Regions from separate parts of the Homo sapiens genome. Here region 2 is linked to region 1. Evidence: read pairs that join two places in POLR2A ChIA-PET (ENCODE). Cell type or tissue: PC-3. All regions are shown on one strand. Links, peaks and the distances in the headings refer to the core of each region. The heading gives the core; the rest is flanking DNA. Region 1 overlaps LOC105372988 (a long non-coding RNA gene). Region 2 overlaps MTMR3 (myotubularin related protein 3).

Evidence for each region. ChIA-PET counts read pairs that join two places held together with the same protein. Peaks named below come from ENCODE experiments on the same cell type or tissue, not always from the same donor. Only the 100,000 strongest peaks of a DNase experiment are listed, where the experiment ranks them.
Region 2: POLR2A ChIA-PET joins it to region 1 with 17 read pairs; 2 of 35 experiments call an interaction of 5 or more read pairs at or near these places.

Annotation. Positions count from the first base shown.
Region 1 is chr22:30,184,900-30,197,567 of GRCh38, reverse strand. LOC105372988 (a long non-coding RNA gene) reads left to right here. Exons shown (of 3, transcript NR_188588.1): 2 at 5,338-5,435. It also overlaps a transcript of HORMAD2 not described here. Among named protein-coding and RNA genes, the nearest start is that of LIF-AS1, 48 kb to the left of the region's middle. RefSeq lists an enhancer at 1,083-1,202. In PC-3, for the core only: no CTCF peak of the experiment used is centred there; no DNase peak of the experiment used is centred there; H3K27ac peaks cover 1,399 bases.
Region 2 is chr22:29,969,195-29,982,001 of GRCh38, reverse strand. MTMR3 (myotubularin related protein 3) reads right to left here. Exons shown (of 20, transcript NM_021090.4): 3 at 10,940-11,026; 4 at 3,471-3,560; 5 at 2,950-3,066. The coding sequence starts at 10,942. Among named protein-coding and RNA genes, the nearest start is that of MIR6818, 31 kb to the left of the region's middle. RefSeq lists an enhancer at 2,223-2,272. In PC-3, for the core only: no CTCF peak of the experiment used is centred there; no DNase peak of the experiment used is centred there.

The DNA of each region.
Region 1 (12,668 bases), core at 9,239-11,738:
ATCAGAAGAAGATTGAGAGGGTTATACTTGTGCCTTTTTTAAAGGGTTTGCCTACAGAGTGTGGTGTGAGATGTGGGGGAGCCCACAAGGATTTTTCTAGAAGTTTCTATCCTCAGAGATTTGCTCTAACAGAGGGTAGGGTCATGGTTCTGAATTAGGCATCCTCTTGCTCATGCTGGTTAATCTGATACATTTGGACTTCAGAGTCCTATCCTTATGCCACAAATGTGGGCTAGTCACCCACTTTTTCCTTGTGATATATCCCAAGGAAGAAAAGCATCATAAGATTTAGAGATGGGGCTTCCCTCTCTGTGATTAAAAAAAAAACCTAGGTCCAGTTCAGAATGAAGAAACTGAAAAGAGAAAATCCAACCCTTTTCACATCCAACCCCACCCTGTCCCTGGGTGGCCCTTACTTAACCCATCACCCAGCACTCCCTCTAGGGAAAAGCCTGCCCAAAAACTTTGGTCCTAAGAAAAGCCTTACCCTAATAAAGAAACTGGGAGGCTGCTGCTGGGCTGCAGCTGCTTTTATGGAAGGAGCTAGACCAGAAGCTAGACTAGGGCCAACAAGTCAGGCCTCTGTAAGAATCTTCCAAGGAGGTAAGGCGGGGAGAAAAAGGATTCCTCATTTACATTGAGAGTAAACTTCCTGTCCTATTAAACAATGAGGCATTCAAAATCCGCCTGAGTAAAAGTCCCCTGATGCAATGAGAGGGTGAGCAATTTCATGTCAGGCTGTTGTTATGGGATTTATACATGTCCTAGCTAGGGCTTGAGGTGAAAGTCAGAGCCAAAAACAATAGCCCTAAACCCCACATGCACAGAAACCTCATTCCAGTGGAGTTTCCTTAAGAGAGCACAGCAGACTTTTCACAAACAAAGTGACTTCAAAGGTAGCCTTGCATCACTGCCTCCTCCACTTGACACTTCCCTTCAGCCCAGACCTGGCCCCTCTGTTTCTTGGTTTAATTTATGAGGTTCTCACACACATTGCAAAGCAATTATCTGAGCTGCTGGCCAACAGGAAGGTAATTGTAACTGAGTACTTCCTTTGTCAAACGCTGACGCTGGCCACCGCGATGGTGATGACGCTGGCCATGGCAATGGTGATAGGAGGCGTGCCGGCAGCTCAGCACCCAGTGACAGGATACCTCTGTTTCTCCCCCACCCCCAACACAATGCTGTCTGACTGAATTCTCCAGGGAGGAGGAAGCCAGTGGGTTGGAGGAATGGGGGAATTTTCTTACATCACTTGACGTGCTTGCTTTCACTCGCAAAATCCTGAGTCATGACTGAAGCTGTATTGCCTCAAGTCTCCGGCTGAAACCAGGGGTTATAGGTTTGGAAACCTGATTCCATCGGCTGCCTCTTGTCCAATCATCAGAGGAAATGTGTATTATTTCAGTTGATCCTCTTCAAGTTGAAGTGCCTTTGGATTGAGGGGATTACGTGAGGGAAGTGGCTCTGTAGTGGCTTAGTAAGCCAATGCCATGCGAGTGAACAATATTTGACATTCGGTGAGTTTACAGAAAGGGCAGTCTCTCTGTTTGTTTAAACCAAGATTAAGTGAAAGGAAAAGTTTTTCTTTCCCATCCCAAGACAAATGTGAAACACATGTTTTCCCTTTTGACTTTGTAAGTACAAGGCTCAAACAGTTCTCCCCACCCCCTTCGGCCATGAGTTTTTAAGGATTGCAGAATGTTTCCTCTCTTTGGTGGCCAAAGCCAATGTGAGCCTTTATATTTCCAGACAGTGGAGCTGATGATGATAGCCTAGTTGGTTCCAGGTAATCATGTAGGTTGTTTCTGGGCCTACCATTTTATGGGTAGATAGGATGGTAAGATGTAGTACAAGGAATCCCAGGCCTGAGTTCACTAAGCCTCAGTTTCCTCATCTACAAAATGAGATTGGTTGAACCTTAAATATCTCAGGTAATTTCTATCTTCAGAAAGGATGTTCATTCAGGTTGGTTTTTCTGGTATGTGGGGGACATTCCTAGTTGAGGTATCCTTTGCATGGGCACAAGGCAGTGTGCAGGCCTGAGGGTTGGGAGACCTCAGTCAAAGAGCCTGCCCTGCCATTGACTCACTGTGACCTTGAACAACTCACTTCCCCTCTTTGTGAATCCTTCTTATCTGAGAGAGGAGGTTTGACAGTCTTGCCCCTGACATAGCGGTTCAGATATGAGACAAGCCTGAATGAGACTGGGATGTCAAGTACTTTGAGCTCCTTGAAATGAAAGGATCATTCATCTTGGAAGATAAATTGTTAAAAAATGCTAGCTCATAACTATTTTTTTGGATTATCTCAAAAATAAAGTAAAGAAAATCAATGTTGTTTACTCTTGGTTTTCCTTTTTTTTTTTTTTTTTTGAGACGGAGTCTCGCTCTGTCACCCAGGCTGGAGTGCAATGGCGCAATCTCAGCTCACTGCAACCTTTGCCTTCCGGGTTCAAGCAATTCTCTTGCCTCAGCCTCCTGAGTAGCTGGGACTACAGGCACGTGCCACCATGCCCGGCTAATTTTTTTGTATTTTTAGTAGTGATGGGGTTTCGCTGTGTTAGCCAGGATGGTCTCGATCTCCTGACCTCATAATCCACCCGCCTCGGCCTCCCAAAGTGCTGGGATTACAGGCGTGAGCCACTGTGCCCGGCCCACTCTTGGTTTTCTTTAAATTGCTACTGGTTCAGGGAATATAAGCACCCAATGACCAACACGGGCTATAAAAATCAGGACTTTTACCACCCTGTGTTGGCCAAAGCAATGTTCCTAGCAGATTGCTTTGATCATGTTGCTACTCTGCTCAGAAACCTTCAAGATACTACTTGCCTCCAGGATACACTCCAAACTGACAGTCAGTTCCCCGTTGTGACCTGGCTTCACCTGCATTATATATCACCTCTTCTACATGAAATCCTAGAATTCACTAGCATTGCCACAATGATATTGGATCACCCCTGCAACATCTCATAAGTGGGTGGCCATTCTCTGGGTGCAGTGATAGGGAGAAGCCTCTGATACTCAAAGTAATCTGGCCTTTTTCTAATCACCCCTCATTGTTAGATACTTCTTCCCTATATTGAATGAGAATCTGCTTCATCACAAATCCCAACCAGCCATAGGTCCCACTGAGCTACCCCAATTCAGTTTCATTCCTCTTCTTCAATTTTTGAAGACAGTTATCATGTCACCCTGGAGAAATCTCTTTTCCAGACTAAACAACTGTAATGTCTTTAACAGATTTTTCATTGACTTGGTTTTCAGACTCCTAAATGTTGTTATTGTTACCTTTCCCTAGACATGCTTCAGATGGTCAATGTCTCTTTTAAAAACGTGAACCTTTGGACTAAATGCAACGCTCTAAATGTGGACTGGTTGGTGGCGCTAGTATCTCCTTTGTTTCTGTAATAGTTAGGTTAGGTAAGAGACATGACAATACTTCAGTGGCTTAAAGAATATAGAATCTTTTTTCTCTCAAGTAACCATCTTGAGAGTTGAGTGATGATGAGTGAGATGAGTGATCCAAGCAGGCAAGGGGCTGTATTCTCTGCAGTCATTCAGTGACCAAGGCCCCTTCTGACTGGGGATCTGCTATTCCATGTGGTGTTCTGGTATAAGCTGGGTTACTACCAAGCCTCAGATGCATCCAGCAAGAAAAGGAAAGTGTGAAGGGTAGGGGGGGTTCACCCACCTCTTAAGGGCCCCAGCTGTCACAGAAGATCTTTTGTTAGCATTCCACTCATGAAAACTCAGTCCCATGGCCATGTTCAACTGCAAGGGAAGCTGGGAAATATACTACAGCCAGGTAGCCCTGTGTCAGAAGCCCTATCGCTATGGAAGGACAGGAGAATGGACATTGGCAGCCACAGTGGGGACCAGCCTCATTGGTCTTTCAGTTCCAAAAACACATCAAGTTCCTTTCAGACTCAGGGCCTATGCACTCACTGTCCTGCTTGGAGTGTTTTGTCTCTCTGACTGTCCTTCCTCTTCATATGGCCTCAGCTCAAACACCACTTCCTCAGAGAGGCCTGCCCTGACCACTTCATGAAATGCAGGTCCCTTCTGACCCTTCCCCACTTTTATTTGTGCCCCTCCAGACCCCTTTCACAAGGTTTAATGATTTTATATGTTTACTTTTTCTGGTGTTTGTTTCTGTCCTCTACTAAACTGCAGGCTGTTTGTGGGAGGGACTCTTTCTGTCTTGGTCCCCAGTGTGTATTCACTGCCCAACCTCATACCTGACACATATTGGGGGACAAAATAAGGACTTGTTGAATTAAAGAACATAGTGACATGATATGTTTACTAAATATAGCCTTCTTTTGCCAAGTGCATTACACTGTTAGGTCATATTGTGGTAAACTAAAAGGCCTCGGTCTCTTTTCACATCAACTGTGGTTAAGACATATTTCTCCATCTGCTTTTTGAGAAGTTGATTTTTTGACCCTAGATACAGTATTTTGCATTTATAACTATTGTATTTCAGCTGCTTTTTTCGGTCTATCATTTTAGCCCCAAAAGATCTTTTTTGATATATCAATGAATACATTTATTTATCTCTTCCAGTTTCATATTATCTGGAACTCTGATAAGGTATCCTGTGTGCCTGTATGTTTCCTTATGTCATTGGCAAACAATAATGAAGATGGAAAAATGAAATGGGCCAAACATCAAGCCCTGTTATAGTACGGAAACCATCCTCTATCCTGCCATTGATCCATCACCTCTGGGGATGAATGTTGACTTACACAGACCACAGCCCTACCAAGAATATCACAGAGCCTATGTCAGATACCTTGCTGCAAGGAGTGGCATAATGGAACTCAACACAGTTGAGTTCTACTCTTACACAGAACAATAAAACTTTACATTAGAAAAAGACCAAATTCCAGCCAATCACAAGAATCCCTTGGACAACATCCTGTAGTTTACCAGTCTAGTAACCTTATAAAAAACAGGAAGTGACTAGTTCTTAGTGCACCCATGCTTGACTCTTAGCAATTATTGTTTTCGCATAAGTGTTTGCAAACCCTTAATTCAAAATTTGTTCTGAAACTTTTCCAGGATTTCCTTTCTGGAAATCCTGCCACACTGGTCCATTTTCTATCACCAAACCCCCTTCAATCCTCACACCTCTGAGCAGTCACTCCTCTGTTCCTCTTAGTAGGAGATGCTCTTCCTGTCTGACTCTATGTATACAAACCCTGACCTCCCCTCAAGATCCAGCTCAAAATTCACTCCCTCCTTGAAACTTTCCCTCACCATGCTAGACCTCTCTCTCTGCTCTGAGGTATACGTTAAACTGTTGGTATTTGTTAACCCTATTCCTCTTCAGGGCTTATTGCTGCTGCATCAGATGGGCTGCCTGAACAGTTCAGGACTTCCTTTCATCGGACCCAGCCAGTGCCTTGCACAGAACCCATTCCCAAGAAGGTATGTACATTGAGTTGACCACTGACAATCAGCATCAACTTATGCTCAGGGCCTAGCCCCTCATTCAAACTTTGGCCAATTCTGTGCTCAAGGGCTAGATGATGTGGTCTTCTAGTGTGTTTGGAAATAACAAAATTTTTTGGTTGTTGCTTTAAGTAAAAAATTATAAAGTCCCAAAGAAGCTGCAGAATTATTGGATTTTTTTTTTACATGATGGGAAACCAATCTGCTTAATATAAAATTCTGGAAAATCAAGGTGGGTATGGACAGATGATTAATCTACACCACAACATTTATACATCTTGAATGTTCCGGCAGCAAAGGAGACAAATCAAAATTCAGAGCTACAAGCAAAATATTTTTGGAAGTGTTTACTCGCCTTTCAGATGCATATTTAGATTTACAAAAGATTTCCAGTAGGGCTTCTTTAACTACTTGTGTAGATTTAAAACAATTTAGTTTCTATGTAACTTTGGAAGAATAAGTCAATGTAATAACGTGAAGTCCACCTGCACTGAAGTTCCCTTGGTAGCATCAGTATCTGGCAGAGCTACCAATGCCACATCATACCATATTGAGAGGAAAAAGTTAGCTCTATTAGATCATTGACTCTAATTCCTCCCAACTGCAAATAAAAACTTTGTACCCTGAAGGGGAGGGGACTGAGAAAGGAATGAGTCTCCCACTGCTGGAGTCCCCCACCTGCCACAGCACTCATAGAAGGAGCCCCCCTCCTCTTCCCATCCTCCCAAGCCAGCCACCTCCTTCAGAAAGTTTCAGAGAGAAACTTTCTTTCCTATCAAAAAATGCTGATGACTCTATTTGCAAAATGTCTCATTATAAAAACCTTCTCTGCTGCTTGCTTTCTGAGCTTTAATAAATCCTGGATTAGTATGAAAACCACCCAGGCACTGACTCTCCACATTTCCCGACGAGCTGTCTGGAGTTGGCTTCTTCTTCATGAGTAACTTCTCCAAACTTTTGGAAAATTGCCCAATGCCAGGAACTTAGGACCACCAGATCAACTTCTCAGAGCAGGGAAAGAAAAATCACCATAATGTCAGTCCTGAAAGCTGGCACTGGCCTCTCCTCCCTTGTTTCTCTCTCTTTCCTTGCTGGCCTTTCTTGCTCATAGCAATTCATGCATGTTCCCCCCACTTTTTTGACTAAAAATAGAATCTGGGTTCCCAGCTATCACCTTAAATGTACAACATGTGGGTTTTCAGTTGGCTATTAGCTTTGCTCTTTCTTGTAACTCCTCCACGATAGGACATTCAGAGCTCAGGAGGAAGCCTCTTTTCTAGTTATTTCCATTCAGTGCTTCACTCTCTTTAAATGTGTCCATCCAGATTTCTAGGAAATTGCAGTGCTACAGCTGTTCTCTCAAAAGGGCCACATTAAAGTTTCCAATCTCAACACTTTTGCTGGCTTGCATTTCATGTGAGCTCAGGGCCACTTTCACAGTTTCCAAAGTGTCTTTCTAGCCTCCACCTTTCCTTCCCTCATTTCCTTCTGCTTTTCTTTCCCTCTTGGGTGAGCCTCCATGAGAAGAGTGCTTCAACCTTACTGGAGCATGCTGCCCCTGTCACCCCCTTAGCAGGGGTTTGGCCGAGAGGCATAAACAGGTGCCAATGGGGACTTCATAGTGCCATCGAAAGTTACACCAGTAACTGCAAGAGATAACCGTGCTAGGGATAGTGGCTGAAGCTATAAGATGAAAGTAGTCGGGGGAATTCAATGCCCAGAAGACACATTCAGAAGCCAGCTGACTTGTAAACATGTCTTACCATCTGCAAGATGGTAAATGAAATGTACTTGAACTGCAGAGAAAATTTTGTGGTCTGGAGGCTGCTGCAGTAATCCAGGCAGGAGAAGATGTTGCCCTGAAATTACTTTAGTAGAGAAAGAGAGGGTTGAGGGGCGAGAAGGAATTCAGGTGATATGTATATAGCATTCCAAATTATTTCACTTGGTCCTCACTTGTAAAGAATGATTATCCCCATTTCACAGGTGAATCTCAGGGGGTGCTGAATTGCTCACCCAAGCCCACATGGCTAATAAGTGGTCCTGAGAGGACTGGGGTATTAGAATAGTATACCATTGCCAGCTAGTAGTCTCTTAGCACAAATTGGACCCCTAGTAGGACTTAGAGAGAGGAGACGTAGGGCAAGTGAGTTTAATTGTGGGAGAAAAGGTTCAAGCTCAAGTCATGAGTGGTTTTCCAAGACAGCAGGCCTGGGTGGGGTGTGGCCTCAGGGAGTCCTGGGAGATGGGAGGCATGGTGTGAGAGCACAGGAACAGCAGGCAGCAGGGTGTCAGGAGAGGAGCCCTGAAGACTCCTCTTTGGGTAGGGGGACACCAAAACCAAACGTTCACAGCTTAAGCTAACTGATCAGTATGTCTTGGAGAAAGACAGCTTTTGACTGAAATATAAGACACTATAGCTGAGCTGGGCAAGGAATGAAGGAGGAAGACTCAGGGCAAGGAGGGAGCAAGGCCATGGTACACGTGCCATGTACGTGGTACAGGTGCACTCAGATCAGGTCCTCCATAAACTGTGAGATATGGGGCAGCCAACACAGGCTATGTACAATAGTCACTACCCACCCATCCCCCACCCCCAGGAGATAATGGTGAAACTTCAATGCAATTATACGCATCAGAAACCCTTTGTAAGTCCTCTGTAAGTGGTGAGCTCTAATATAACATATTAGGGTGAGTTGTAGTTACTACCTACTAAAGCCTTCTCTGGAGAAAGATTGCTAGTCTGCTCCTAGGTACTCACTGGTCCCCAGATCCTTCCTTGAAGGAGTCTCTTTGGAATCTGGATGAAGTGGTAACCTTCAACAGCTAATAGGCTGTTGGTTGGAAGGGCTTATTAGTTTCCTGTCCCAATGCCTTGTCATTCCCCCAAGACTAGAAGCGAAGACTCAGACAGAAAGAATTAGAACTAGTTTTCAAAACACTGGAAACAGAAAGAGATTTGACCTTAGTTTTCGGGTTAATGAAAAAAACTTTTTTTTTTTTTTTGAGGCAGGCTCTTGCTGTGTCACTCAGGCATGATCACAGCTCACTGAAGCCTTGACCTCCTGGACTCAAGTGATCCTCCCACATCAGCCTCCTGAGTAGCTGTGACTACAGGCTAATTTTTGTACTTTTTGTAGAGATAGGGTTTCACCATGTTGCCCAGGCTGGTCTTGAACTTCTAGGCTCAAGCAATCTGCCCTCTTTGGCCTCCCAAAGTGCTGGGATTACAGGCATGAGCCACCGCACCCGGCCCAAATTTCATTTTTAAAATTTCGAACAGCAGCTGCCTGCAATGGTTACAAGGGGACCTAAGACTAGTGACTGTAGGAAGTGGGGAAAAAGGTATTTTAAAGGAAAAAATAAGGAGGTGGGGTGAGTTTAGGGGCTCAAGTTAGTGAGTTTTGGTTTCCAAAAGAAGCCAACTTTGACTTAGCAATTAAGATACACCTGATTTTCTGGTAGCACAATTCAAGTTAGAACATTGGATAAGAAGTTTGAAAGAACAACTCAGTTGCATGAAAACTTCAGAAGATACTTATTGTGGAAATTTATGTACATACAAAAGTAATTCCCAGAGAGGGCCCTTTGAAAAAGTTGGCCCTTGGCCCTCCTCTTCACTTCCTCACCTGAAAATGGGTAAACAGCTCAGGGAAAGAGTGAGAATCAATGCAGCCATATTTCTGATGATTCAATGATTTTTTTTTTTCTCCAGAGATGGGGATTATTCTTTGACTTTCCCTTTTGAATACTGTTTTCTGTTTTTGTCTCTTTAATTAGAGACAGAAATTCAATTAACAAGGAGGAAAAAGAGAGAGTCTTTTCAAGCCAATTTCCTTGTGCTCCCAAGAGTTTTTGAGGTTAGGTCAGCACATATCTATGCTGTTTACCTCTTTGGCTGTTGACAGGATGGCATGTGACTTGGCCAAAAGCTGTAGCTGGCCATAGCAATGACCACTACTGTCTTGGCTTCAGAGATGCTTATTGTCTTGGCATATAACAACAGTTTTGTTTACCAGAAAAATGTTTTTTTTAAAAAAGATATATTATTATATTTATTATATTTTTGCAACACCTATCAAAGAAAGAGAAAGCAGCCATGCCAAGGTACAATTAGAGGTCACTGTGCTGTATCAAGCACTTTGGGTTTCCTGTTGACTAGCCTACATTCCTCTTTGCATTAAGACTCACAGCGGCTCCCCCACACCACCCCCACTGCCCCTGCTACCTTGCCCCTAAGAAAACTGAACTTTATAAAGTGAACGTAAATGAAATGCTTTGAAGGAAAAAGTCACAGTATGTCTCTAGGCTGAAACACTTTTTTCAGGTTGCTTAAAAGAAATTATATTTGGCCCATTTTCAGGGCAGCTCTTTGGCTTGGGGAAAAAATGCATCTGCTAAATCAGCAGTCCTCTACCCCACTCCATTCCACCAATCATAAGTGCTTCCAAACTTAGCTGGGCCAGTACTTAACACAGTAGACTAAGAAAATGATCTGAATGTTCAATCAAATCAGTATCTTCTATGAGAGAATATTCACAAAGCATAGTTAATTGAAAAAAACGGAAAAAAATACACACACACACACACACACACACACACACACAAAGGAAATATACTAAAGTAAGGAGTGGGACTATGGGTAATTTTTTTCTTCTTTGTGCTTTTCTTATTTTGCCATAAGCAGATATTATACTCATAGCAAAGCATGGTGGTTAAAAGCACAGACTTTGGAGTCAGACTGCCTGGTTCAAATCCTACCTTTACCACTTCCTGTGGTGACATTAAGCAAATTACTTAATTTCTCTGTGCCTCAGTTTCCATATCTGTAAAATGGGGATAAGGATTGTACCTATCTCAAAGGGTTGTTATGGGAATTAAAGAGTTAATATGTATGACATGGTTAGAACACATCTAGCATACAGTAAACCCTAAGTGTTAAATGAAGAAAGCATTAATTTTTCATTTAGTCAAAGTATGGTTAATTTTCTCTAGAATGCTACTTGCCATTCTACGACATTCACATTTTATTATATGTGTTGCTGAATAGAGGGCACATACATCCCAAAGCCAATGTTTGTCCTCAACTAACGTAGTTAGAGTGGATGCTTGACATTTGGTGGGTGTCGAAAATTCTTACTTCCCAGAGGCCATGACAAAATGCAGGGATTTCCCAAAGATATACGATGACCCCCCCACCCCCAACCCCTTCTTTGGTCGTAGATGAATTATGGCAAGCCTTATTGTCTCCTAAACCACAGGTTATACTATCGCAATTTGATTAATGACGTTCACAGAACTGAAAGGATCCTTGACCTTTGGTAAATTATGCCCCCCTTGCCCAAGAGTTGATAGCCTTGGGTAAACCTATGTTCAGTGATACGTGCTCCACTTCCTCACGTAGGCCTGGGAGGTGCAGAGGGAAATGAGAACCAACTTTGTGGCAGACAGTCAAATAATTGTGAAATTGTTAATGGCTGATAGGAAAAGATGGAGGAGGTAATGATGAGGCAGAATTAGTTCTGAAAGATATTTTCCCATCAGTAAGAGGGTCTTCACACAAAAGCAAACCCACAGTTTAAAAAAACTCTAATATTGTGGAAAGTGAGAAACAAACACTTTATGTTGTCTTGCAGAATAAAAAACTGAATGATTGAGCTATTTTTTCATTTTGTAATGAAAAATGTTATGTTGATGAGGTGTAGCCCAAAAGCTGGCAGAAATAAGTAAACAGAAAAAAAAAAAAAAAAGGACAGAAGGAGGGAGGGAGGAGGGGTCTCCTATCCAGAGGAGAGAAAACAAGATGGCACTGAAAATCATATAAAATCACCACTGATGCTGTTTCCTTTCAGCCAATGGAAAAATATTCTAGAAAAAGGAAACTCCAAATCTCTTGTTTACCCAGCTGTCTGTACAAAGTGAATTATTCATGATTAAATGTGAATAATAAACCTATGCAAATATTTGTTGTATTCTTAATTTTGAGGAGGTTGGGGGAGCAGCAGGAAGTCATTTTAAAGTGATTTAGTTAACTATCACCTTTAAAATTAAATCAAGAAAGAAAAAGATTTTTGATTGTTATTTATATATGCCTCCCCCCCCAAGAAAAACACACAAGGTTGTTTTTTTCTTAGGAGGCTTATGTCCTATTGGAAATGACAATTTAAAGCTTTTCTCTTAGTATTATGACCTTTATATAATTTCCTTAGAAACTAATAGTGAAAGCTCTTTTTATTTTTTTTTTTTTAATTTTACTGGCTTTAGAGGGCTGAAAAGCTTACAGCAGAGGTTCTTCTATAAAGGGAAACCTTAACTGACAAGTTTCCAGGTACCTGCTGCTTACTGTAAACTCTTACCTATAAATTTCAGTTATAGGTTTTTGATAAAGGGAATATTACAATAATACTGATACCTGGCAGTTTTTAGCTGTTTATCTTTTTGGTTGCAGAATTGGTTTAACAGTTTCCACCAGAACTGTTAGACTAATGACTTTTAGCTAGAACTATGTTAGAGTTTATTTAGCTTATCCATTTTAAGAAGCACTTGAAATCTAAACAATAGTAAGTTATTGAAAGGTGGTTTATCGTCTTGTAAACTCTGTAACTTTTCTACCTCTCTACACATTGTATCATCACCATAATCTCTTAAACAGTTCATAGCATGCAAATGATTGCTTTATATACTATAATCATAAATGAGTTTCATTAATAAAAACAGCTTCCCTGTGGGCCTCATTTTGAAGGCTGAGTTGTTTCTGACTAATGCCCAAGTTTCAGTTAAGCATAAACTAGGTTCCGACGAAGCTCGCTTTTGCTCGACAGTAACCCAAATGCCTGGAGGAGGGGCCAGAGAACTGGTCCAGGCTCTCCTGGTTCCTGGGATCAGGATCTCTCTAGAACCACTGATGATGAATGGGCTGGTCCCTCAAGGGAACCCTCCATTCCTCCTCCAAACTATCCCAGAGCCCAGGCAGAGGGATCACAGGTACTGTGCCAGATTTAGAGTAGACTGTCATAACCCACTGCTTCTATCTCCTGGTTGTTAAAAACCCTAGGTGGAAAGACAGGTTCACTATCCACATTTTGCAACTAAAGAAACAGTGGAATAGAGAACTAAGAGACTTGTCCAGAAATAAAGGGAGAACCAAGATTAAGATTACAATCCAGACTTTGACTGTAATGAATATTCCATGTTACCCTGCCTTGCACC
Region 2 (12,807 bases), core at 1,555-4,054, 210 kb after region 1:
TCCTGACCTCGTGATCCTCCTGCCTCGGCCTCCCAAAGTGCTGGGATTACAGGCGTGAGCCACCGCGCCCGGCCTCAATCTGAAATTTTTAAAGTCACTGCAATGCCAAAATACTTTTACACCATCATTTTTCTGTACAAAGCCATTACCTTGGGTGTTTTTTTTTTTTTCCTTTTTTTTTTTGACAGAGTCTCCCTCTGTCATCCAGGCTGGAGTGCAGTGGCGTGATCTCAGCTCATTGCAACCTCCGCCTCCTGGGTTCAAGTGATTCTCCTACCTCAGCTTCCTGAGTAGCACATGCCACCATGCCCAGCTAATTTCTGTATTTTTAGTAGAGATGGGGTTTCACCATTTTGGCCAGGCTGGTTTCGAACTCACAACCTCAGGTGAACTGCCTGCCTCAGCCTCCCAAAGTGCTGAGATTACAGGCGTGCATCACTGCACCCGGCCTACCCTGGGCTTTTTAAGTAACATGTAGGCTCTATGCCTTAGAGGGTTATGATGCTAACAGAAAAAAAACACTTTCAGATTAAGAAAATTGATCAAAAGAAAGAACAGTGGCAAGTTTCCTTAAGCATTATCTCTCAATCACAATGGGGGATCAACAATTCCAGTCAACAACCTACTCACACAGCTATCCTTAGAGACAATTAAGCCACAGCCTATTCACACAGAAGTGTACTGTTTTAAAATGAGCTTTAAACACCAAAGGGGGAAAAGGTTCTAATGCCCACTTCAAACCCACATTAACTTCAATTCATTTAATATTTACTGAATATTGTGGCACCAGGAGACATGCTGGATCTTGAAGACACAAAAACAATTAACCAAAAATTACAACCTATTTGGTAAATGTTATAAAAGAATGTACAAGATAAAGACAAAGCAAAGAAAGAGTGTAGTTAACTGTCACAGAGGGAACTGGGACTAAGAAAGGCTTCACAGGAGAAGTTATCACCTGAACTGAATTTTGACAGATGAACAGAAGTTCCTGGGCCGAAAAGAGAACACAGAGGTGTGAGGTATGGCTGAATAGTACAAAGAGGCTGCTTTTACAAGTAAAAATGTGATAATGGGGAAAGGAGGGAAGCTGTGATCCTTGGTCCCTGCCACGTTGTCAGACAGCTTCATGTCATGCTAAACAATCTGATCTTCATCATAGAAGTAGTGAAGAAACACTGAAGGGCTTTAAGCTGATGAATGACATGATCAGTTTCTTTCTTTCTTTCTTTCCTGCTTGCTTTCCAGCAGACCTTATTCCCAAATAGTTCTAAAATAGTCTCTGAAACACTTGGCCATCAACCAATAAACTGATAAATACAGGATGATATGAGAAAATGCAATGATATGAAACTATCATTCTCACATGCAATTTAATTATAATTTAATTCCAGCAATTCAAACACTGAAAGAACACAAAGTTAAATTGGGCAGTTCTACTAAACACTACTATCATTACTTCCACAGTAGCTGGTGGGGAATTCTCAGTTGCTGGGATTTTATAGGTGTTTCCCCCCTTTCCCCTCCCCATCACGACTACTCAAATCCAAGTGGACCCTTCTGAACAGAGTGCTACATAGTATGAAAGAACAGCATTGCCTCTTTCCTTAATGAATCTGGTGTGTATCTTTAGCTGATAGACAGAAAACTGATGTAACTGCTATAATCATGGCCCAAATCTAGAAGCCAGAAGGGATTCAGGCCAAAACTGCTCCTGGACATAAATGCTTAACTACAAAGAAGAATGATAATAAGAAGTAAAAAATGTCAACTACCAAAAAAAAAATGACAGCCACTGAGTCTTTTTTTAATTGCTGAGTAAAACGAATGAACAAGATTTCAAAGAATCCCAAAATGAAGCCAAAACACAGTCTGCATGGAATTACAGTCCTGAGCTGTTTTAACGTGTCATAATACACTTCTCTGTGCTGGAAGTGGAGTGTAGAAAGCCACAACACTGGCAAGTAAAGAAGGAAGAAGGCATTTGCTGTAAGTACATGAATTTTCAAGCCTTTATTCGTTTCATTTAAGGCTAATGATAGCAGAGCACTGGAAGAACCAGTTCACTGAGAGGACATTCATAACTGAAAAGGGTAAATGTACTCTTGAGAATCAAGAGGCTTCCTTTTCTTCAGTAATACATAGTCCATTATGCAAATCAACATTATACTTAACATCTACACTTATACCACCAAGGAGTCATTAGAGTAACCTCATGCTGTAATGAGAGTCTGCAGTGAGCTCAAAGTGCATCTCATCTTTTGACATTAAGGCCAAGGGAATTATCTCAACTGAGGCAGTTGGTAACTACTAAAGATTGCAGAATAAAAGCCCATTCAGCCTTTATACCTTTATAAAGCTTAATGATACAGCATTACCTAATGCAAATCATTCACTGTTAAACTAAACAATGGACACCTCAGCTGACAACTACACACATCATTTTAAATCAAGCATAAGAGCTGCTTGCTGATCTAGTGTGTTTTGTTGTTGTTGTTTGTTTGTTTTTGAGATGGAGTCTTGCTCTGGTCACCCAGGCTGGAGTGCAGTGGCGTGATCTTGGCTCACTGCCAGCTCCACCTCCCGGGTTCATGCCATTCTCCTGACTCAGCCTCCTGAGTAGCTGGGACTACAGGCACCTGCCACCACGCCCGGCTAATTTTTTGTATTTTTAGTAGAAATGGGGTTTCACCGTGTTAGCCAGGATGGTCTCGATCTCCTGACCTCGTGATCTGCCTGCCTTGGCCTCCCAAAGTGCTGGGATTACAGGCGTGAGCCACCGCGCCTGGCCAAGCCAGTGTTCCTTGAGTGCTAAATTAAGTGAGAAAAGCAGAGCACATAATGCTTTCTCTCCCAATTCTGTATGCCTCTCCTCTCTTTGAGAGCATTAAGTTTTTTGACTTACTTTCTCCATTTACCTTAGAGGGAGAACAGCTGGTAATCACTTACATTAACAAGAGACTCCTTGAACTTGATGTGAAGTCTGTAATTGGAAAGGGCAATGATGGCATCCTCGGCACGGCCCACAAACTCTGTGCTCTCTCCATGAAGTTCAAGGAAAGGAACCTTCGAAATGAAAGAAACCCTTCAGAGTTCTGAAGCAGTTAAAAAAAAAAAAGCTTCAAACATCAGTTGGCTGAATGGATGGTAAATCCTCTGCCACTGAAGTTGAAAACACAGCACATAAGTAGATAAGGAAGCTAAAGAGGATGGGTTTATACCCACCTAATTCAAATATATCTAGTTATTCAAATTCTGAACTACTAAAGGAATGATACAGAGAAGATCATCTTAAACAGTGGATTCTCAGGAAATAAGTCTTGCTAAAATGAGATGTTTTCCAGCTTGCATTTCTACTACATGTATGTTATATATATATATAATATAGTACGTTACACTTAAATCCATTAACTCTGCTATACAGTTAATGCTAAATAAATATTTTACATTTAAAAGTGGCCTATAATTACCTGAAGATTCTCATCCTCCCGGATCAGCTGCTTCCTGGGAAAGATCTGATTGGCCTGGATGCACTCAAGGCTGTGCCGAGTCTCTTCATCCTGGAAAAGTCCAAAACCTTAAAATAATTTCAAAGCTTCTAATCATTCATATTTGGTTTTTCTGCCATATCTGCTAGCATAATCACAATGAAAGTACAAAGACCAAGGTGAACAGGCAGAAAAGCTCAAGGAAACAATATTGATCTTAAAAAGTTTTTCTATCCAATACATTAGTTACATCTAGTCTGAAAACACATTGATGCAAAAAAAATGTCAAAGAGGTTAGAATATTTCTATTAGGCACTAACAGCTTCTTAATACTTTTTTTTCTTTTTTTGAGACAGAATCTCACTATCACCCAGGCAGTGGTGCACTGGTAGTGTAGTGCACAGGTAGTGCGGTGGTGTAATCTTGGCTCGCCGCAACCTCTGCCTCCTGGGTTCAGGCGATTCTCCTGCCTCAGCCTCCTGAGTAGCTGGGACTACAGGTGCGTGCCATAACGCCTGGCTACTATTTTTGTAGAGACGGGGTTTTGCCATGTTGGTCAGGCTGGTCTCCAACTCCTGGCCTCAGGTGATCCAGCTGCCTCAGCCTCCCAAAGTGCTGCGATAACAGACATGAGCCACTGTGCCCAGCCCCACACTACTTTTAAGAGAAACCAAGATATAATGCTTTTTTCTCTTTAAGTTACGATCTTAAATTATTTGAGAGATACATACTGAAATATTTAAAAATGAAAGGTGACATTTGAAATTTGCTTCAAAATAACTGGGGCAAGAGTAAGGAAGAAGCGGGACATAAGTGAAACAGGACTATCTATGAATTAGTAATTCATGAAACTGGGTGAGAGTTCATTATCTCTACCATTGTGTCTACTCTGGTTATATGTGAAATTTTCATAATAGAAAGCTTGAAAACAATTTCTAAGAAAAAGTAAGCTTAAGAACTGAATTTCCCAAGTTGAAAATATATGAAAGACTATCCTTCATTTACTCTGCCTTATATTACAAAATAGATTTCTGTTAAGACAATTTCAAAAGAGGAAGCAATAAATTCTCATCTAGATGACATGTAAATTACAATTTGTATTAAAAAGTAATATTTTGCATTATGAATTTTTATGGTATAGGAAGACATGAGAGAAATGTCATCTATCACAAAGCCTGACTAAATTATAATAGAATCTGTTTACACAGCACTTTTCTTTTTTAAGTCAGGGTTTTGCTCTGTCACCCATGTTGGAGTGCAGCAGCACAATCACAGCTAATTGTAACCTCCAACTCCGGGGCTCAAGTGATCCTCCAGCCTCAGCCTCCCAGGTAGCTGGGACCACAGGCGCCCACCACCATGCCAGGCTAATTTTTTTTATTTTCAGTAGAGACAAGGTCTCGTTATGTTGTCCAGGTTGGTTTCAAACTCCTGGGCTCAAGTAATCCTCCCACCTTAGCCTCCCAAAGTTCTGGGATTACAGGTGTGAGCCACCAAGACTGGCCCCACACAGCAATTTTTAAAAGAGCAAAAGCCACATCATGTTCAACTGACAGCATTAAGAATTATAACCAGTGGTTACTGGTTGCTTCTGTGTACACTACTTAACACAATTCCAATAATTTTGTAAGTCTTCCCCCAAAAAGAGTTTTTCTTCTTATCTATAAACAACACTTAAGGTTTTACTAACAGCAACCATAATCATAAACTGGTAATACTCTACACTAGCATGATTCTCAAAATGAAGTCCACAGACTCTGAGATGCTTACAGGGGCCCTGCGAGGTCAAAACCTTCCCAATAATATTACGGTATTATTGCCTTTCTTCACTGTATTGACATCTATACTAATAGTGCAAAAAAACCTGGTAGGTAAAACTGCTGGTACCTTAGCACAATTGAGACAGTGGTGCCAATTTCATAAGAATGACCTTGATAAAGCAAGGAAATATTATAAATTCTATTTATTAAATCCTGACCCTTAAGTAGAAGTCTTTTTTACAGAGGAAATACAAGTAAAACACCTCTGATGTATGGTGCAATATTACGGTGTCACAAAGTAAAGCACTTGTGCAAATGCTTCAATTAAGAGATGAACTAGCCATTTTTTTTCATTGAGTATCATTCTTAATTGGAAGAACAACTGATGGAAAAACTATGGTAATGCAGACTTGGACATTTGGCAGGTCTTTTTTCCAAAAGACACTATTAGGAAAAAAACAAACAGTAACAACAAAAGATAGTATTAGTTGTCAATAATAAAGCTTTTGTGCAAAGATTAGATTTTGGAAAACCTCTCATCTCCCACCATGAACTTTATAGCTTCCTAGTACTTACAACTTTTATCTTTAAAGTGAAGGTATTACCAAGTGTGATTTAAAAAAAAAAAAAAAACACACACTATAATAAAATGTCAACTTTTGAAGATCTGCCTCAATCAACGAACCCATTATTTTCCTAATGACCAATGCATGTTACAAAATCATATGTGGATAAAAGATTCACTCAAAGTACAAGACAGACTAATGGTTTTAATGTAATATAATACAAAAAGTTCACTGATATGGTTTCAGATTCTACACTGCAACTAACCTTTAAAGAACCACCACTGGCCAGGTACACGGCTCATGCCTGTAATCTCAGCACTTTGGGGGGCTACAGTGGGCAGATCGCTTGAGCCCAGGAGTTCAAGCCCAGCCTGGGCAACATGGTGAGACACCATCTCTACAAAAAATAGAGAAACTAGATGGGCACAGTGGCGCATGCCTGTAGTCCCAGATACTTAAGAGGCTGAGGTGGGAGGATCACCTGCACCTGAGGTGCACTGTAGCGGCTACAGTGAGCTGTGATTGCGCCACTACGGTCAAGCCTGGGCAATAGAGCAAGACCTTGTGTCAAAAACAAAAAAACACATCACTTGTCAAGTTTTGGTTTGGTATTAAAGAAAAATATAAATTATCTGGGAAAACTTAAAATACTCTTCCTTTTTTTAACTACTTTTCTAACCACGTATCTGCCTGAGGCTGCATTTTCTTTATATATTTCAAAGAAAACATTGTAACGGACTGAATGCCGAAGTAGATATGAGAATTTACCTGTCATCTATTAAGCCAAATATTAAAGAGATTTGCAAAAATGTTAACACTAAAACTATCTTTGGATGAGGAAAAATATTTTTCATCAAAAAATGTTATTTATGCTACTATATAATTGGTTTGTTGTTACTTTTAAATGAATTTATGAGCATTTTAAAGATTTCTCAGTTTTATTTTCTAATATGGTATAAACAGACATAACCCACATAAACAAACCCTCTTGGGGGTACCTCAATAATTTAAGAAGTAAAAAGAGGTCTGGAAACCATCAGAGCTGCTTCTCTACTATACTCTAATACTAAATACCAATTAAAGCTGCTTCACTCCAAAAGCCAGGCTTTTCCTAAAACCATTCTCCTAGTGCTAATCTATGAAAGGTGAGCCATGATTGCACCACTGCTCTCCAACCCGGGCGACAGAGTGAGATCCTGTCTCCAAAAAAAGAGACCAAATGAAAGATGTGAAGAATCTTCAATTTAGGGAGATTTTTCTCATAAACCAATATGGGATAGTAAGGAAATGCTATGTAAACATGGAGGGGAGCAAAAATCTTACATAAAAGTATACTTTTAACATAACTTCTCAGCATCACATTAACTTTTTACCTCACATAAACTCATAAGGCCTAGACTTTTATTCTGTGTAAGGTCATTTTACAGAGGTACCCATTATTAATCTTTAAGTGATTCCTTGACCTAGTTTTCTGCTGACTTTTAGCACAGAACTGAAGTAATGTAGCAGGCTTGTAAAGAACAAAAAGAAACCATTTACCTACTCACTCTTGCTGGCACACTCACCAGGGTGCTAATCCAGACCAATATGTATCACCAAAGTAGCTACTGAAAACTGAAAATGCATGATTTTCAACATAAAACAACTGAGAATTAGGCCAGCAAGGCAAGAATATGAAGTACTTATTTTTCATAATCAAACAAATGTTCTTTTTAAAAGCTATTGTCTCAATTCACATTACCTGTAAAGCTTCAGAACTTTTCTCCCCTTGTACACAAAAATGCATTTAATCCCCAAGGACGTAACATTAGGATTCATTGAATCTAGGGGACTGGTGATCCCATGTGGCTGAACAGTTGAATTTAGCAGTTGAATTAGCCTGAATTTATTATAGTTTCTGTGAGTTTCATAGGTGAGGAAGGCCAAACTTGAGATGGTTAATAAGGTGAGAAGTTGGAAGAAGATAAATTGGGAAACGCTGGTCTGGTAACAGTTTTGGAAACAAACGTATCCTAGCTATAAGCAGTAACTTATTAGAGAGATGTATTCCATGTCATTAATTTCCTGGTACTGCTGAGGAACACCAGGCATTGTGGCATCTGGCACTTCGTAGTCTCCATCCACCTCCATAAAGTCAGTGGGGTCATCTACAAAATACTGAAAAAGGGCCAGTCACCACAGTTCCAGGCTAGTTTCTGCTATTGGCTAAATTATGCAGCTAAGAGAGGAAAGTACATGCTTCAGAGCAGAAGTCAACCATAGAGATAAATATTTAAAGTACATGGGAAGGGCCGGGTGCGGTGACTCATGCCTGTAATCTCAGCACTTTGGGAGGCTGAGGCAGATGGATCACCTGAGGTCAGGAGTTCGAGACCAGCCTGACCAACATGGTGAAATCCCGTCCCTACTAAAATACAAAAATTAGCTGGGCGTGGTGGCAAGCGCCTGTAATCTCAGCTACTCAGGAGGCTGAGGCAGGAGAATCGCTTGTACCCAGGAGGCGGAGGTTGCAGTGAGCCAAGATCACGCCATTGCATTCCAGCCTGGGCAACAAGAGTGAAACTCCATTTCAAAAAAATAAAGTACATGGGAAGGAGAGACTGATGACCAGTCAATTAATCCTACTAACTGAATTCATATCTAGTGTTCGTGTTTGCAAAGCGTAGAAGTGAAAATAATTATCAGTCCTACTGTCATTTCCAGTCATATTCGTAAGACTGGTATTAGAAGACAAACAATACATTTCCCTTGATAAAATGCTTGGGATTATTGCCAAAAGGGTAGGGGTAAAAGAGGTCAAATGAAACAAGAATAGTCATGAATTTATGATTACTGCAGCTGAATGATGTTCATATGAGTGCACTGTACTTTTCTCTCTGCATAGGCTTGAGATTTTCCACAAAACATGAAAATATATTTTGCTAATGCTTAACCTCTCAAAGACAGACTCCAATCTCGTTTAAGAACCTTTAAGAGTATAAAAGACAAGGGAAAAATGTCACTCTCAAATTAGTACAGCGGTTTACAGTTAAAAACAAAAAGAATGTTCAATGCTCCTGAATTGTCTACACAAAAACTAAGGATTAAGGACATACACTCTAAATGCTATTATACAGTATATAATTAAAATCAATGGTTCAACAACTTGCAGAATGTTATACAGCTAGTAAAATGATCATTAGGAATCCAAGGAATCAACATGGGAGAATGTTTAATTCATTAAGTGAAATAAGCAAAATAGAAACTTAATTATTTTATCATTCTAACTATATAAAACATACATATGAGACATGAACTAGTTAGAAAGGAATATAACCAATGGGGCACAGCAGCTCATGCCTGTGATCCCAGCACTTTGGGAGACTGAGGCAGGCACATCACCTGAGGTCAGGAGTTCGAGACCAGCCTGGCCAACATGGCGAAACCCCGTCTCTACTGAAAATACAAAAATTAGCTAAGCATGGTGGCAGGTGCCTGTAATTCTAGCTACTTGAGAGGCCGAGGCACAAGAATCGCTTGAACCCAGTAGGTGGAGGTTGCAGTGAGCCGAGATCGCACCACTGCACTCCAGCCTGGGCAACAGAGCAAGACTCTGTCTCAAGAAAAAAGAAAACGGAATACAACCATGGGTTCTGGTGGTAGAGTTATAAATGAGAATTTGTAAAAACTTGTAACAATGCTACTTTATGAGAAACTAAACAAAAACAAAAGATACATACATGGCCATGCTACTCCCCAACTAGTACACACAGAATCAACTCCCAAGCGTTGTCTAAAGCATCAGGCCAGGGAAAACACCAGGAAGACTTTCTGCTAGGCACCATGGAGAACCCAGCAGCACCAGGAAGAGGACCACACTGTTACTAGCCGTGTGGTATACAATGAAGGACAAACCCTCAATACAGAACAGAGCTGCTTTCATAAGCCCATCATTTGTTATTCATTAGCACTGGCTGAAATACTAGACAAGCACTTTTTCAATTCATTGAAAACTCTGTGGGAAAACCAATAAAATAAAATATAATCAAGAAAATAACAGGAAAAGTTCATCAATGTTTAGGTATAAGATAAATCATAAAGTTGTAATGCCCACAAACTAAGAAAAAATTGGCATGCCTTTAAGATAAGGGCAGTTACCTTTCTCTTCCTTTTAATATGACATTTCTGCACAACTAGTTTTTTTGTTTTACTTTTTCTAATTTTGAAAAGCATTTTCCATACGTCCCTAATGAAGCTTGAAATTAATGTAGCCTTTTCAATTCCTTCTCTGTGCATCAGCATAAAACAGTTTGGATCTAGGAAACATCACAAGGTAGAAGAAGGACAATATTACAGAGGACCATTTCTTTTTTAAGCCTTGAAGCACTGTTTACATTTCCTCAGGATTGATGAAAATGTGGCTGGCTTGTTGCTCCATCTTCTCTGCTTGAGCTGGGCCCGAAATGGCCCGTAAGTCATTAAATTGTCCATTAAATTCTCTTTCTGGTTAAAGATACAGGAGGGGGTGTGCAGGGCTGCTCCACCTACTATGGGATCAAAATACTGCCTTAAAGAGACAAAACAGGGAAGGTAGGGAATTGCTTCTATAAATTCATAAAGCATATATACTATGTGAAGTAATACATATGTTAATCAGCTTGATTTAGCCATTCCACAAGGTATATATGTATTTCAAAACATTATGCTGTACACAATATATATGTAATTTGTCAATTTAAAAAAATTTTTAAGTAAATATGCAGATTACCATCTTACAATTTGTCTACACACAAACACACACACACAGTTTTCACTACACGCTACTTCCTAGAAAAGGAATTAAAAACCTGGAGTCCGAGAACTGTATGTTTTAGTCTTGATTCCATTTACTTGCTGACTGAAAAATAAGAGACAACATCTAGCTCACAGGATTAAAGTTAACAGAAATGAAACTGCTCTGTATATTGGAGTACTCTATTACTACTAAGTAAACAAGAAAAGAAAAGACACAAGAGATCTGGGAAAGAAAAAGAAATAATTTCTTACAAAAACAAAAATGGGTAAGTATGAATTTATTAGTGTTCACTTAATTGTCAGGACACAGGGTTTTTTGTTTTTTTTTTTACTCTTATTTCCTTGTACTTACCATGACAAGAGGCCCAGATTAGGAGGAGAAATCCCCGTCCCTTCTTCAGTGTCCAACAAGGCTCTCTTCTTTCCCTTATGGTGAAGTCTGGGGGTGGGGGGGAAGAGGGGGAAGAAGAAAAAAAAAAGAGGAGGGGAGGCAAAATTGGCAATAGTTTTTCCCCTAATCGGCCATATCCTCACAAAGGTATTGTATATACACAGGCCTAAGAAGCTGATCAGAGTCAGCCAAGAAAAAGTTGATTATCACCCAGCCAATTCCCACTAGTCAAATCCCAATTTGACAGTTCCTTTGTAAAACTCCTGTTAGTCTTAACCTGTTTCTGCAAAAACAGTATCAAAGGCTAACATTCCTAATGTTCGTAGTAAAACAAAAAATATCATAAAACTTGGATGAATAAAGCAACAATTAAAATCAACCTACAGGCCAGGCAAGGTGGCTTAATGCCTATAATCCCAGCACTTTCGAAGGCTGAGGCAGATAGCCTGAGCTCAGAAGTTTGAGACCAGCCTGGGCAACAGAGTGAAACTCTGTCTCAAAAAAAAAAAAAAAAAAAAAAAAAAAAGCTGGTCATGGCAGCACATGCCTGTAGTCCCAGTTACTCAGGAGGATGAGGTGGGAGGATCAACTGAGCCTGGAAGGTTGGGGCTGTAGTATGCTGTGATTACACCACTGCACTCTAGTCTGGGCAACAGAGCAAGACTCTGTCTCAAAAAAATAAATAACATCAACCTGCAAATGCAAAATCATTATTCTTGTAGTATTTTAGGATGTTTTTGTGGTTATCTCTAAATTCAAAATGGATCCCCCATCTGAGGAAACCAAACTGACTTACGAGCAAAATAGGAAAAATAAATTTGCCTTATTACCCAAATATTCTATGCTCTTCTAAAAACTTACAATCTGTACTAATACCTTTACCTGGTTTTATAAGAACAAAAAAGGGGGAAAGAATATCCAACTAGAAACCCAAAAATAGGCTTATACAAAGAGTAAGTAAGTTGCTCTTTTCTTTGAACAGTCTCATGCAAAACCAACATTTCTAGTTTGCTAAGCTTCTGTAACACAGGATATTTCAGGGAGTCTGGGCTTCAATGTGCAGCATAAAACTCTTTTAAGGGCAATGTAAGCAAGGGAACAAGAGAACATAAAAGCAGTAGCAAGGCCCAGATTGTGTTGAGGCATTTTGAGCAGAGGAATGGTAGGAGATGACTTACTCTAAAGAATCATTTTGGCCGGGTGTGGTGGCTCACGCCTGTAATCCCAGCATTCTGGGAGGCCAAGGCAGGCAGATCACGAGGTCAGGAGTTCGAGACCAGCCTGGCCAACATAGTGAAACCCCATCTCTACTAAAAATACAAAAAATTAGCAGGGCATGGGGGTGTGTGCCTGTAGTCCCAGCTACTCGGGAGGCTAAGACAGGAGAATAACGTGAACCTGGGAGGCAGAGGTTGCAGTGAGCCGAGATCACGCCATTGCACATCCAGCCCAGGTGACAGTGTGAGACTCAGTCTCAAAAAAAAACCAAAAAAACAAAAAAAAGAATCATTTTGGCTGTTGGGTAGAGAACAGTCAAGGCTACTGGGGGTAAGGGGCAAAAGAAGACCAATTAGAAAGCGTCATTAACCCCAGCAAGAGACAATATAGCAATGAAAAGGTAGTAGAGATAGAAGTGGTGGGATGTTACTGATTCTGGATATACTTTGAAAATACTGCCCATAGGATTTGAGTGGATTAATTAAATAGGATAGAAAAAGAGAAGTCAAGCTTTTTGTGTCAGCAACCGGAAGCAAGGATTTTCTATTTATTGATGAAGAGCATTGTAAGAAAAATCTATTCTTCTCGTGCCATGCAGAGACAGCTCAACG